3 separate regions of the Mus musculus genome follow, and all the other regions are linked to region 1. Evidence: chromatin loops called from intact Hi-C (ENCODE). Cell type or tissue: heart. All regions are shown on one strand. Region 1 holds the start of Acsl1 (acyl-CoA synthetase long-chain family member 1). Region 2 overlaps Gm16675 (predicted gene, 16675). Region 3 holds the start of Primpol (primase and polymerase (DNA-directed)).

Region 1 (2,500 bases):
TGTCCTGGAACTCACTCTGTAGACCAGGTTGGCCTCAAACTCAGAAATCTGCCTGCCTCTGCCTCCAAGTGCTGGGATTAAAGGCGTGCGCCACCACTGCCCGGCGGCCATGCCCTTTCTTATACCTGACTCTGCCCTTCAGTTTCCTGTTCTACAGAAGAGGACCAAAGGTGGTACCACCTCATAGGGTTATGGACATTATAGTTGATTAACAGTGTCACCTAGTAAATGATATGTTATTAGAGGTGTTCTGGCAATAATTGTCCCTCAAATTTAAGGCAATATTAGAAAGACTTCCATCTAATGCTGGGAGCAAACCCTCCTGTACCTGGATGACTGTCTTCATGCAATAGCATGAGGTGAACCTGGCAACAATTATATTGACCTTTTTTTTTTCCCATTCAAAATGTTAGCATGATCTACATCTTACCTTAACCACACTGACCAGTTCTGGACACTGAGCAACAGTGATGGCTCTAGTATTTAACCTTTTAAAAGATTATCTTAAAGCTTTGGGGTATCTTTAAGATTTTTTAAAATGACGTTTGAAGAAGGGTTACATGCGCACATGGTAACTCACAGTCCTGAGGATTGAGAATTGCACTTCAGGCTTTGTGACAGGCATGGGCTTTAACCCAGTGAGCCATCCTACTGGCCTTGCATTGGCCGTTGGTAGCCCTTAAAAGGTTTTCCCAAGGGATTTGTCAAGTCTACAGAGCCAAGGCTGAGCAGGGCAGACAAGCCTTTAAAACTTGGCAGGTGGACACCGTCCTTGAGCAACGACTAAGTCTGCTTTTCACTTGAACCACACAGGGGCCTGGGTTGTCCAGAGATGCCTCATGGCCAGGATATTGCGGAAGTCCTGTATTCCTAGCCAAGGACTGTGGCGAAACTTGGTGTGGGGACCGTGGTGAAACTGGATTAAAGGGGTTCGTGTATATCTGTGCTAAAGAAAGATGGGACTTCTTCAGCTACCGTGGTCCCTCCAAGCAGAGAAGCAAGCAGAGAGGCTATGCCAAGGTGTCAGCTGTGGAAGAATGTTAAGGATGGAAGAGCTAAAGGGCACCTGCAACATTCCATAGCATCACATTATCAGGGTTCAGGAGACTTCCAGATTTACCCTTTGCCCTACCTCAGATTCGTTGTGAAACTAGAGGGCAGTTTGGGTGACCTTAGTGGCTTTTGCTTGCTGACAGCCATGCTCATGGACCTGAGGGAGGCCACGCCCACCTTGCGGCTTTGGAGGGAGAGGCGGAGTCAGCAGGACTGGGCGGGACCTGAAGGAGGACTGGGCCTTAAGGGGCGGGGCAAAAGACCGAGGAGGCGCGGCCGGAGGGGAAGGACTGGAGCTGGTGGGCGTGGCCTGAGAGGCACCGCGGGTCTGAGGGGCTTGGATCAGCCCAGATAGGGCGGGGCTTGGGAGGCGGGAATGGCGCCGATGGGGCGGGACCTGAGAGGAGCGGTGGGTGTGATGGGGCGGGACAGCCTCGACCTGTGCGACAGGAGGGGAGGAGCTGGCGAGGGGGAGTGGGCGCGCTAAGAGATGGGGCGGGGAGGAGCCTGCGGACGGGGCGGGGCGGCGTGGCACGGCACGCGCACTACCAGCCGCCCGGCCCTGCTGCTGCTGCTGCAACGCCGGTGGCGCAGCCAAGAGAGCAGCTGCGGCCGCGACTCCTTAAATAGCATCGCAACCCGGCGCGGGGCAGTTCGTGGATTGCAGTGACAGCCGCCTGTGGAGCAGCCCGGGCAGCGGAGGAGGTGAGTGCGCCAGCCGCGAAGGGCCGCGAGTCGGCCAAGGCGACCCTAGCCGGGCCGAGACGGGAGAACCTCCCCGCGGCTCTGCGGGACGTTCCGCTTTTCCGGCCTGGGCTCCACGGCCTCGTTTCCCTCGGCTTCGGGAGGCTCTGGGGCCGCTCCGGCGGCCGCCGCTTCCGGTGCCGGAGCCCGGGTTCCCCCGCGGGCCGTGCGCGCGCGGGGCTGGTGCACCGCGGAGTCAAGAGGTTCCTCTCTGCACGGTCCCTGGCTGGTGTGGCGGCTGGGACCTTCCCTCCCCGGCTCAGGTGCCGAGAGGTGGTCCTGCTTGCTGGGGACCCTGGCGTCTCCGCCACCGCATCCCTCGTACCCCCAGAGGCGGGGATTGTGAGGCGCGCACTCACCGCGCGTGGACACGGACTGTCCCGGTGCCGCTCTGTGACGTGCCCCTGCGCCGAGCGTTCGAGGAGGGTCAGAAGCAGCGCTCAGAGCCCGATGTCATAAGTAGAAATTCTCGCGGTGTCTCCAAGAGGAGCTCCCAGAGCCACTACACACAGTGGTGATGGAGTCATTGATTTAAGGCAATCTGGCTTTTAATTTTTTTTTAAATTAGGGAGCAAAAATGATATTTATCACCTTGAAACGTAGACCCCGAGTGCTGATACAGGACTTAAAAGATCACATGGATTAGAATCTAGAGAAGGCAGCTCCATCTAATCACTGCACTATGCCCGAGCTTACAGACCAT
Region 2 (2,500 bases), 270 kb after region 1:
GTGAGTATTGACCTGAATTTGGAATATATATGAATCTCACTGGCATCTAGGAAGTGATATATGTCAGTAGCTCAGAGTTTATTTTGAAATCATCACCAAATATGGATGCTTCTCAACTTGTAAGGTGCCTGACCCCCATAAACACATTTACCAGTGGAAGCACTGTATCCTAAAATGCTATTGACATACCTAGTTTAGAGAAAGAGTGTAGCAACTGGGACATTGCAGTGTGTGGGTTGTTTCACAGGGTGGCCCTGTGGTTGAATGGGAGATGAAAAGGTCTGCCATTGCCCAACATGGCAACAAAGTATTATACTGCTTAGTGCTAGTCCAGGAAAAGACCCACATTCAGAATTTGCCGTATGCTTTCTACTGAGTCCTTGTTGCTTTTGTACCATTGCATAATTGGAAAATTGTAAGTAAATGATTGTTAAGTTCAGGACCATCTGTAGTGATATCTCAGGCTCTGGGCGTGGATGAGAGCGCCCAAAGAGAAAAAAAAAAAAAAACCCAAACATATAAAATGAGAAAATAAGAGGGTTGGAGACGGGGTGCCTGGAAACACCATAATTTAGGAGGCTGGCAGCAAAAGAAGAGCCAGCCAAGAAGCGGAACAGAACGGGACAGAACGATGTCACAGAAGCCCAGCGGGGGATGGGAAGTGCAGACTGCACCAGGAAACCATGAGCAGACAAGGATGGGAAATGGCACATTCGAAAGATTACGAATGGGAAGCACATAGAAATATCCATAGGTCTATTTCTGAGGATAAAATTGCGGGACTCCACCTCCGTATGTGTGTGTGTGTGTGTGTGTGTATGTGTGTGTGTGTGTGTATACAGTTATGTACATGGTGGATGTAAATAAGACAGATTCCTGTCTTTGCTTACTTTAAGAAAATACTACCAATTGAGCTACATCTTCAACCTTGTTTCTTTTTAAACAAGGTTTCCCTATGTAGCTCAGGCTTGCCTTGAACTCAGACTTCCTCAGCCTGGCAAATGCTGGGATTGCAGATGCTTGCTACTACGCCCAACAACTCTTATTTTCTTTCAACTTCTCTATGTTTTCTGACTTCCATCTAATGTTACATTTGTATTAAAATGTTCTTAATGGGATCTGGCCTAATGGTTCAACCGTTAAGAGGACGTACAACTCTTGCAGAGGACCCAGGTTCAGGTTCCAGTACCCAAATGGAAACTCACAGCCATCCACAGTTCAGTTCCAGGAGATCTGCGTCTTCTTTTGACCTCCAGGCACACACAGAATCCACATGCCTACAGGCAAAACATGCATGCACACAAAATAAAAATAAAATAACGTTTTTTTCCTTTTTTTTTTTAAAGGATTTATTTATTTATTTTTACATATGTGACTACACTGTGGCTGTCTTCAGACATACCAGCAGAGGGCAGCAGATCCCACTATAGATGGTTGTGAGCCACCAGGTGGTTTGCTGGGAATTGAACTCAGGACCTCTAGAAGAGCAGCCAGGGCTCTTAACCACTGAGCCATCTCTCCAGCCCCTCAACCAACCTTTTAAAATGCTATTGAAGTATAAAACAAATGCGCTGAGAAAGTCTGGACTATTCCGTACGAACTCAGAGATAAGAGCAAGGAATTGTGGATTCAAAAATAGTTGACCCTCTATGTGCTGGGCCCCAGGCTAATGACAAATAAGGGATGTGAGAATGACTGTGACATTCTGCAAATTAAGGAAAAGACTGTTGGTTTGCAAGGGGGTGGGGATATAGGCACTTGAGCTGGTAACACGTGAGGCTAGCTGATAGTCTGCTACCACATTAAACTGATTTCACGTGCCTTATAACCAAGATGGCCTCTATTCTGTAAGCTCCAGATGAGCTTCTGAGGGGCAGAGAGGACACGAGTTGGGCTTGAAGGGAAGAAAATGTCTGCTTGATTTGGATAACCATGTGTCTATTGACGTGGACAAACCCAAGGGAGGTGACTGGGCATGGTGCTCAGGGACTGCCATGATCCATCTCATCTGGAGACCCTGGGGGGTTGCATGGACCTGTAACTAGGCTGTGATTGATTGTGACTGGATGTGTACTGATAGGACTGGATGGATGGATTGCTAGACCGTGTGGGAAAGAAGGAATCAAGAACTGAAAAAAAAAATTAACAGTCCAAGAAAACTTTTTTATGTGTGGTTAAAGACCACACATAAGTAGGGCATTGCTCTTTCTGAAACAGTGAGATTGGGGTGCACTTAGAGCGGGCAGGACTGTTTCCTGATGGAGAATCTAGTGAAGACACAAATGGGAAGCCAATCGTCAGGAAAGCACGGAGACAGGATGCTCCCTGTGCCTGGCAATGGGGTTTCCAGGACTAGCCTCTGTTCACGGATACAGGGCCTTAGGATGCCTCTTAGAGATTTGTGGACATGGTCCTCTCTGGCTCCCCTGAGTTTTCATCTCTGAGGAAGCTCCTATCATAGATAGCAGGGAAGAGACATCGGTTGGCCCCACCAGACCTC
Region 3 (2,500 bases), 150 kb after region 1:
AGAAACCCTATAACAGTATACTGTTTCAGGTGTTGGTTCTTTTCCTCCTCCCTGGTCTCCCACCCCAAAGAGCAAAACTCTACCAGATAAATGACCTTCACACCATTTTTACAAATGATTAACTTATCATGTAATTGCTATAGTAATTTAGCTTATGAAGGCTAAGTCTTCTTGCAGATGTAGGCCCTAAAACGTTTACCTATTATACTTCTAGTTCAGTTTTCTCGCCAAATGGAAGAGAGTGACCACGCCCCGCTTTTAGATCACTTCAGAAAGCCATCTTACTCCAGCTCCTGGAAAGCAGTCACATTGCTTTTCATGAATTCTTTCTCTCTTGAGGCCCAGAACGGCTTCAGGTCCCTCTGGGTCCCCATTTACAGGGCGGCTTCAGGTCCCTCTGAGTCCCCACAGTGAGGAGAAATTACAGGGCTTAGATGAAAACTATCACCTCCAGATGTTTTGCTCTAACGAACTTCTCTAGATGAAGTCAACATTAACGGCAGGAAACTGCTGAGGATACCTTATCTAAGGTATCACTTTGTTAAGAACGTTTAGCACAGGGAGGGGTCCGGGCACAAGGGGTTTCTCAATTAGACCCTTCCTTGTGAACTACAGCCTCCACGATGCACTGCGAGGGTTGAATGCATCCTACTGCTAAAGTCCAACAGAAAATGGCTGATTCTAACTTACTTTGGGAGGGATAATGATAGATCAATTTGTTTCTGGAATCTACATTTAACCACTATGGCTCTTCATGAGAGCAAACCACTTATCTTTTTCTTTCTTTTTTTTTCCCCCCCAAGACAGGGTTTCTCTGTGTAGCCCTGGCTGTCCTGGAACTCACTCTGTAGACCAGGCTGGCCTCGAACTCAGAAATCTACCTGCCTCTGCCTCCCAAGTGCTGGGATTAAAGGCGTGCACCACCACTGCCCGTCCACTTATCCTTTTAAAGCCTTTGATGGAACTGGAAAAAATAAAAAATGTATTATGGAAATGCAAGAGCTTGAATTCCACACGCAACGAACGGTAGACATCTGTGTGGCTACGTGTACGTCAGTCCCTTACATCCAACGAAGCAAAGGCGGTGAAGGCAAGAGGCTGCTCTCTGGAGTACATTTGTCCTTAAGAATATTCTGGGCCCCTGAAATTCGATGCTGATCGCTGTGCTCGTGTTTTCGTATATTATGCAAAAACAAAACAAAACAAAACCCACTTCCCAGAGTCAGAGTCTGAATGAAATAGGACGTAAACCAGTCAGAGATTTCAGTAAGGTAGTCAGGACCTCTCACTGAGGGAGCAAGAGGTGGACGGAAGTGAAGAAAGGCCTCGGTGCAATTGAGAGGAAGTAGAATTACCGAGTGCGGGGCACAGCTCTATTTTCTCCTGCCAGAGTTCTGACTGGCAGAGGCGCCTCCCTAGACGCCCATCTTGGCGCCCCCGGAATCAGGCGTGGCCGAAAGACCTCTCTAAAATTTACCTCAAGTGGCGCAAGTCGGCCGGAGGCGGCAGCTGGCGGAGCCAGAGATGGCGGGAACCAGAGCTTGAAACCCGCGCGAGGGGGCGGAGCCGGAGGGGGCGGGGCCCTAGGCTTGCCCTGGGTGGGCGGGGCCTGCGCTACGAGACGGGGCTCAGTCGGGGCTGAAACCACCAATCGCGACTGGCGTGTGCGAGATGAGGTGTTGGGGGGTGTGTGAGGGGGGATGGGGCGGGGAGGTAGAGAAGGGGCGTGGCGTGGGGCGTGACCGGCGGTAGTCTGCTGTTGCTGCTGCTGCTGCTGCAGTTGCAGTGTTGGTGCTGGTGGGATCAAAGCGCAGTGTCCTGCGGCGGGGAGCTTGGAACGGTACGGTGAGTGTCTGCTGCTCTCGCGCCTTCGAAGGCCTGTGTTGTCCCCCGGAGCTGGCGCTCTTTTGGCGGGTCTGCAGCTCCTTGGAGGAGGCGGGGGAAACGGGCAATCTGGGCGGAGGATCCTTTGTGTTGCCTCCAGGCTTGCTCAGGCAAACACTGAAGGCAGAGAAGCTGGAAACAGCGCCGGGAGCGCGATCCCGAGCTGAGAACCCAGACCCGGGAGGCCAAACCGGTGTCCCTAAACCTGGGTGAGCCGGTGCGGTGTCCCTAAACCTGGGTGAGCCGGAGCGGGTTCAGACCCCTCGAGCATGGCACACGGGCCGCGCTGAGGCTTAAAGGCGGAGTCAGGGGGGTATCTGGAGATCGCCCGGGGTACAGAGCTTCAGGGGCGGGAGGGGGTGAGGCCATAGTGTGGGGGTGAACCTGGAAGCCGAGTGGCGGGAGGTGGCGGGATCCTGGATCTGCAGGCCGAGGTGTGGACTCGGTAGCAGAGGATGGATAGGGGAAGTTCTGCCCTGGGGCCTGGAAGCTAGGCTGATGCTGACCTTGTGGCGGCTCTAAGTGACCCAGCCTCCCTCTGTTACAAGAGCATTTGATCTCCACCTTTAGTTTTCTCCAGTGCACTGTGATTTTTGGTTCTTGCGGAGAGCTGATT

Evidence for each region. A loop is a pair of places that touch in the nucleus more often than their neighbours do. Peaks named below come from ENCODE experiments on the same cell type or tissue, not always from the same donor. Only the 100,000 strongest peaks of a DNase experiment are listed, where the experiment ranks them.
Region 2: a loop joins it to region 1, with 2.4 times the contacts of the local background. A loop is called at or near these places in 1 of 42 quality-filtered maps.
Region 3: it touches region 1 in a loop (7-fold over the local background); 1 of 42 quality-filtered maps calls a loop at or near these places.

The regions. Positions count from the first base shown.
Region 1 is chr8:46,469,473-46,471,972 of GRCm38, forward strand. It overlaps Acsl1 (acyl-CoA synthetase long-chain family member 1), which reads left to right and starts at 1,565. Exons shown (of 21, transcript NM_007981.4): 1 at 1,565-1,758. Gm31050 (a long non-coding RNA gene) reads right to left here and starts at 1,578. Exons shown (of 2, transcript XR_378936.3): 1 at 1,133-1,578; 2 at 519-1,027. In heart, no CTCF peak of the experiment used is centred here; DNase peaks (open chromatin) are centred at 849, 1,399 and 2,119; H3K4me3 peaks cover 1,461 bases; H3K27ac peaks cover 1,146 bases.
Region 2 is chr8:46,735,067-46,737,566 of GRCm38, forward strand. It overlaps Gm16675 (predicted gene, 16675), which reads right to left. Exons shown (of 3, transcript NR_045750.1): 2 at 1,206-1,277. Among named protein-coding and RNA genes, the nearest start is that of Gm16675, 3.2 kb to the right of the region's middle. In heart, a CTCF peak has its summit at 1,406 (motif pointing right); no DNase peak of the experiment used is centred here.
Region 3 is chr8:46,615,657-46,618,156 of GRCm38, forward strand. Primpol (primase and polymerase (DNA-directed)) reads right to left here and starts at 1,571. Exons shown (of 15, transcript NM_001001184.2): 1 at 1,478-1,571. It overlaps Casp3 (caspase 3), which reads left to right and starts at 1,635. Exons shown (of 7, transcript NM_001284409.1): 1 at 1,635-1,845. In heart, a CTCF peak has its summit at 1,495; a DNase peak (open chromatin) is centred at 1,585; H3K4me3 peaks cover 2,199 bases; H3K27ac peaks cover 1,569 bases.